Linked DNA regions of Mus musculus: region 2 is linked to region 1. The links are chromatin loops, found by intact Hi-C in ENCODE. Cell type or tissue: left cerebral cortex. All regions are shown on one strand. Links, peaks and the distances in the headings refer to the core of each region. The heading gives the core; the rest is flanking DNA.

Evidence for each region. Hi-C counts contacts between places; a loop is a spot of excess contacts. Peaks named below come from ENCODE experiments on the same cell type or tissue, not always from the same donor. Only the 100,000 strongest peaks of a DNase experiment are listed, where the experiment ranks them.
Region 2: it touches region 1 in a loop (2.4-fold over the local background); 5 of 42 quality-filtered maps call a loop at or near these places.

What each region holds. Positions count from the first base shown.
Region 1 is chr2:70,556,945-70,559,859 of GRCm38, forward strand. The region is part of intron 1 of Gad1os (glutamate decarboxylase 1, opposite strand); the gene reads right to left. Among named protein-coding and RNA genes, the nearest start is that of Gad1, 3.7 kb to the right of the region's middle. In left cerebral cortex, for the core only: a CTCF peak has its summit at 1,394 (motif pointing left); DNase peaks (open chromatin) are centred at 1,382 and 2,636.
Region 2 is chr2:70,035,583-70,038,497 of GRCm38, forward strand. No RefSeq gene overlaps it. Among named protein-coding and RNA genes, the nearest start is that of Myo3b, 2.1 kb to the right of the region's middle. In left cerebral cortex, for the core only: a CTCF peak has its summit at 1,831 (motif pointing right); no DNase peak of the experiment used is centred there.

The DNA of each region.
Region 1 (2,915 bases), core at 269-2,768:
GTCCCCCTCCCCATCCTCTTCTCTCCAACTCCTCCAATGCCCCCAAGACCACTTTTTCCTTCCTAATTTCCTGTGCTCTTTTGGATCCACTGAAAGCACTTAGTACTGCCATCTGCTCTTGGGGGTAAGGGCCATCCACCGGAATGCGGACAGCTTAGCTTTAGTCATTTTAAAATGCAAAAACATTAAAATGTGTTGACAAAGATTTTGCCATGAAATTAACATTTTCTTCAAGAAACATCAATGATGCTTAGCCTCCAGCCAAACACCCTTTCTATCTCAACCCAGGCCACATGCTCTAAATTCCATCTTGGCTCTCTTTAACCCTCTTGATGTAAAAAACTAAAGCTGTCAGCTGTAACTGTAATACTGATGGGCATAGCACACCACTCATGAGTCTGAAGGTCAGGTTTGTACCAATGTCCAAAGCAAATTCCATGGCTAAACCCAACACCAAGGGAAGGGTAGAGAGGTGAAGAACTTTGAAGTTTCCTCCCACTCTGGGGCTTGGTTCCGAGCTGTAAAGTTGAATCAAGTCCCAGTAAGAAAATAATGATTCTTATTTAATCTTTATATATGCGGGCTTCAAAAACTTCAGTTTAAATGGATCTAAAGATCCCTGGCTAACCTGGTCAAAAGAAAACAGGATTTTGGTCTTCCAACTGAACTACAGTGGATCCCCCCTTACTGTGTTAGGAAAACCTACAGTATGCTCATCATAAGCCAAGTGAGCTGTTAAATATAAGCCCTTCACAAAAAATGGACTGACAACTTCAGCAGTTAGAACAAACCCTCCCTCCCGTTAAGGTTCCCTCTCCCCCTGAGCACTGGTCAATGCCTGGGAAGGAGCCACGCCTGACCCCGCAAGTTTAAATAACCAGATTCTCCATGACTAAGTTACAACACTTCAGAACCTTCGCGTAAATAGTCCCAGACACAATGAGTCTGGAAATAGGAATTATGCCTAGTATTTTAATCAGAAAAAGAAATGAACTATTACTTTAGTCTCCTGTCTTGCACTCTTTCACCAACTCGGGTTCCAATAAAAATCCTCTTTCCCATCGGTATTCAGGTCTGTACTATCTGCTTTACAGTGAGGCTGTTTCTAGCTTACAATCAAAGGATTCCTTAAGTTCAGCTTTAGGATACAGTGGTGAGGAAAAGAAGCGGATGCCACGCTGCCTGTCCTCTTTCATCAAAGGGACACACTACTCTAGGTGTTTTAGGTCACATCTGGGGCATTTCTCAGCGTTTAAAGAGATTCTGCTTTGTTTTTAAAAAAAAAAAAAATGGCAGGGGATGCATGGGAAATGGAGACAGCTTGCCAGGCTCCCTTGAAGACCAGCTGTTTGGGGCTGTTGTTCTCAGGAATTGTAATCTATCGCCCCCTGCTGGTCACTGTGTGCCTGCTTGGGGTGACGAGAACTGGGCGTTTCTAGATTTACACAAATAATACAAATTCCCCAGTACTGCTTGTTTGCTCGATTTATGTTCGATTTCAGCTTCGGACTATCAAAAAGAAACGGCCATATGACATTTTTTGAAGAAAACAGGTCTGCACGAGAAATTACTGCAATTTCCAGAATCCTCTCTAGAGCTCTGTTCCCCCCCCCCCGCGCCCCCCCCCCGCACCCTTTTAACCCTTTCCAGCCTGCTCTCTATTAGGATAGGGTGTGTATTAGGGCCCTCCAAAGAAAACCAGAAAAACTCGGAGTATGGACACACAGCGAAAGTACCTGCAGTCTGACTTAAAACGCTTCTCTACTCCTCCTCCTCCTGAAAGAACCATTTAAAGGCGAGCACTGCCATCTTTCCTTTTCCTTTCTTAGTCTTTCTTTAAAAAATCATAATGTAAATACTTTAGATAAAACCTTTATGACCCAGCTAAAATGAACTAGAATTCACGGTTCTAAATTACTATTCCTGGAAGCTAATAAGGCGAAGTGCGTCAAAAATCAGTTGACATTTCTTATCTACTCACCTTGACCGAAAAATATTTTAAGCAAAAAGGGGGAAGTCCCGGAAGCCGGTTGGGGCGCCTCTTCCACGCCTAACGCTCCTCCCACCAGATTTTTTTTTCTTTTTCAAAAAACCCAGGGCCCCCCCGAACACGTTCTAAGTATTTTGAAATGTCCCAGGAAAAGGGCACAGTGGACGTAGTATGTTTGTCCCTCTTTGTTACTGTTGACCTAGGGAACTTTGTCCTTGGTAGACAGAATAAGAGAGCAAGCGGCGGGCCACCCCCAACGCCCCGGAGGAGGGAGAAAGAACACAGCCGTGGGTATTTCTCCGCCCATTTGTGCCTTAGAGCTTTGTTTTCCCATGTCTTCAAAGCGTTAATTCTTAAATCAAAATACAAACGAAACAGCTGGCCGGACACCACACCTTTCCGGGCCACCCCTCACCACCGGTTCGAGTCCCTGGAGAGGATGTCTTTTTGCCACCCCCATTCTCCTAAGCATCCCCTTTCTGGGAGTATAAAGATTAAAAAGAATGAAAACCCCAAATAAAAAATAGGTTCCAAATACTGTTTCTGAAGAGCCAAATATCCAAATGCCAAGGACAGTTGTCGTCCGTCCAAATTCTTAGGAGGGGAAGAAAGGAGTGGGCGAGACGCTTCACCCTACAATCCCCATCAGGCAAAAATAAACAGTTCTTATTGCAAAGAGAAAAGAAGGTGGGGCCCAGCCTGGGGCGAGGCAGGAGGTTGGCCCCGCACCTGCAGTGAACACCCTGGAAAGCCCCTAACGACAGGCGCTGTCCTCGGTGCTGAAGTCTTCTCTTTGACGCAAAACTCGATGTACCGGAACTGAGTAGATTTCTAGGCCCTCGGTTTTCAATATCCCGCTGAGCCCAAGAGTCTTGAGTTGGAATAGCAGATAATCAGAGATTAATCCAGTCATGAGTCCCTCAGT
Region 2 (2,915 bases), core at 304-2,803, 520 kb before region 1:
CTATCCTGGGAGCAAAGTCTGAAGATAGGAGTCTATTAAAGTTGGGAAAGGACTTTTGTCCGTACAAATCCCTGCTGCTGGGGAACCCAGTGTCTTGGCAGTTCTATGTCAGGGGCCAGGAAAAGACTGAAGCAGCAGGGCTCTTTCTGACTCAGTGCTCAGGCTCCTGGGAACAGTTGGGATTTCTGCTGTTTAAGGAATTAAATGGTTGGAATCTCACTCACCCAGTGATAATACTCCCCAAGATGGTGCTGAATGTTGTGCAAGGGAGTTTCTCCTGGTGTAGAGAAATATGGGGGCTTCAGGAAGAGAAGGAAGAGGAAGAGAGACTCGCTTTTTGAGACGCTTATTCAGGGTTGAGGATTGTGGGGTCTGGCAGCTGGCACTCCCCTTGTAAGACAATGGGTCCACTCCAAACTAAGCCTGTGGGGCAGGGTTTTCTCTGGGCTGGGGAGAGGCCTCATGTTCCATAATTTTTTTTGTAAGAATGAGGTGTGTGTGTGTGTGTGTGTGTCCGTGTCCGTGTCCTAGGGCTTTTCTGCCTCCTGCTACCCAGGAAGATTTTCCTAAGTTAATTGACATAAGTGACTGATATTGTATGCATTCAAGTGATGTTTGATGAAGGAGTGAAGCACATAGAACTAACTCTAGGAGGGGGAGAGAGAGAGAGAGAGAGAGAGAGAGAGAGAGAGAGAGAGAGAGAGAGAAGCCACCAGCCTAATTGATGTAGAACATGATGAGAGACACCAGATCACAGAAACCAGATGAAGAAAAGCAAAGCAAGAACAGTAAAGCATCCAAGAAGCCACATTGGTTGGGACAAGAGTTGGCCTGTGTCACTCACCACAGGCACATTGTCAGAAACGCACCTGGACAGCTACATCTTATCCCACTACACCCAGAAGTCATGCACACTAGTTTCACAGGAAGCTCTAAAAGTGTCTAAACTCTCAGATATGTAAGAGAGAAGGCAAGTAGACAGGCAGGAACTACTGGCAGGTGAAGAGACTAATTGAAATGATGATTGCAATGGTCCTAAGAACTCCAAACTGAATTCTGGGCCCATTTAGTATAGCGTTAAATGATCCCTGTAGCCTGAAGTCTTTTCTAGATGGGACCAGTTCTCAATATTTTTTTTTTTTGGTGACTCTGAGTTCCTAGACTAGATGTTATAGTCAGTTTGCTTTGTCGTGGAAATTGGAATATATTTGTTCAGAAAACTTTTTGCTTCATAGAAGTGAAATTAAAAAAAAAAGTTTCAATGATTAATCTTGCAAGTCCATGAAAACGCATTCACCTAACATGACTCAGGGGACAAGGTTCAGCTGGAGCACAGGTGTGTTTGGGTTTAAATCAGTCTATTCTCGATGCAAATTATATTTCCTGTTTTCAGAGGTATAATTTGGGATTTTGTACAGGTGTTTGAAAATAGCATCAATATGATTCATGCAGAAATGATTCAGAACCACAAGGACTGAGCTGTCACCTGGAATTCATGCAGGTTACTAACAAATGGCTGGATGGATGAATCTGCTACTTTTCAAATTAAAATGAGGGCTCTAGAAGTAGAATTTGAAGCCTTTGATCCAAATTCCAGGTTGCTAGCTTGCTTCTGGGTTTGTTTTGACTTACTGCTATGCTGGACTTTTTGTTGCTGTGACCGCATGCCTGGTAGAAGCAACTTGAGAAGGATTTGTAGAGCCTGACAGTCTCAGAGGTCTCTGTTCACCACAGCATAGCACTGCGGCAGAGTCAAGAGCTTGCTCACACCACGGTAGTTGTGAAGGAGGGGGACCGGCCACTGGCTGGTTCCCTCCTTTTAGTCTATCCAGGACCCGACCACCAGATGGCGCTGTCCACATCCAGGGTAAATTCATCTTAAAAAAAAAAAAACACTCAGAGACCACTCATAGACAAAAACATGGTGCTTCTCAATCTAACCAAGTTGGTGGGCAAGATTAACAGTGATGGCGATGTCCTCTGTTCCCTGGACTCTTCTCCATGCACAGTGAGCGCTAGTTTGGGCTTAGGATGAACCCGATAGAAGAGCTTTACAGAAAAGATGGGAAGAGAGGAAACACGGACCACACAGGAAACAGAGCAGCAACCAGAGGATGGGGACCAGAGGAACTTCAGGTCCTGGGAAAATGGAACAGACATAGGAAGAGGAAGTTGACTGGTTCCACTAAGGATCAAGATGGATAATATTATGGTCATGATTACTATGGCAACATGGGATATGAATAGGCTCCATAATATATAACATATATCATAACATAATATATGTTAACAAAGTGTGCTAATGAAATAATGTCAGCCATACTACTGGCTGCAAGTTCCAGCTTTCTCTATACTTCTAGAACCTGCCTCAAAGGGTCCCTAAAGGGCTAGCACTTGCTGGCTGTAGCTCTTCTCAGAGGTTAGGTAAAGCTCTGTGGTACCTACCTTAAGAATATCAGAAATAATAATAATAACAATAATAATGATGATGATGATAATAATAATAATAATAAATTAGCAAGGTCTAGAGGATTGTGCCAGTAATCCCAGTACTTGGGATTACTGAGCCAGGAGGACTGACCACAAATTCAAGGCCAGTATGGGGCACCTAGTGCCCTTGTTACAGAACAGGACCCTGTGATAAGTAAAACAACCCCCCAGTCTTTGGTTCACCCAGTGCTAGGCGGAGGCTGTCTTTTGCAGTGGATGCCTTAGAATTCCCCATTTGTTGTTCAGACACCCAGGGCTTAGTAAGGAATATGAATATCTCTGTTAGAATCACTGCCTGAGTTCTGTTTCCAAATAGACTCTTAACTCAGAAATATGATTTCAAGAAAGACCCAAGCTGAACGAAACCCAGGGATGCCCTTAGTCACGACAGACAGGGCCATGAAGATAGCTGGCTTGGATTCTGG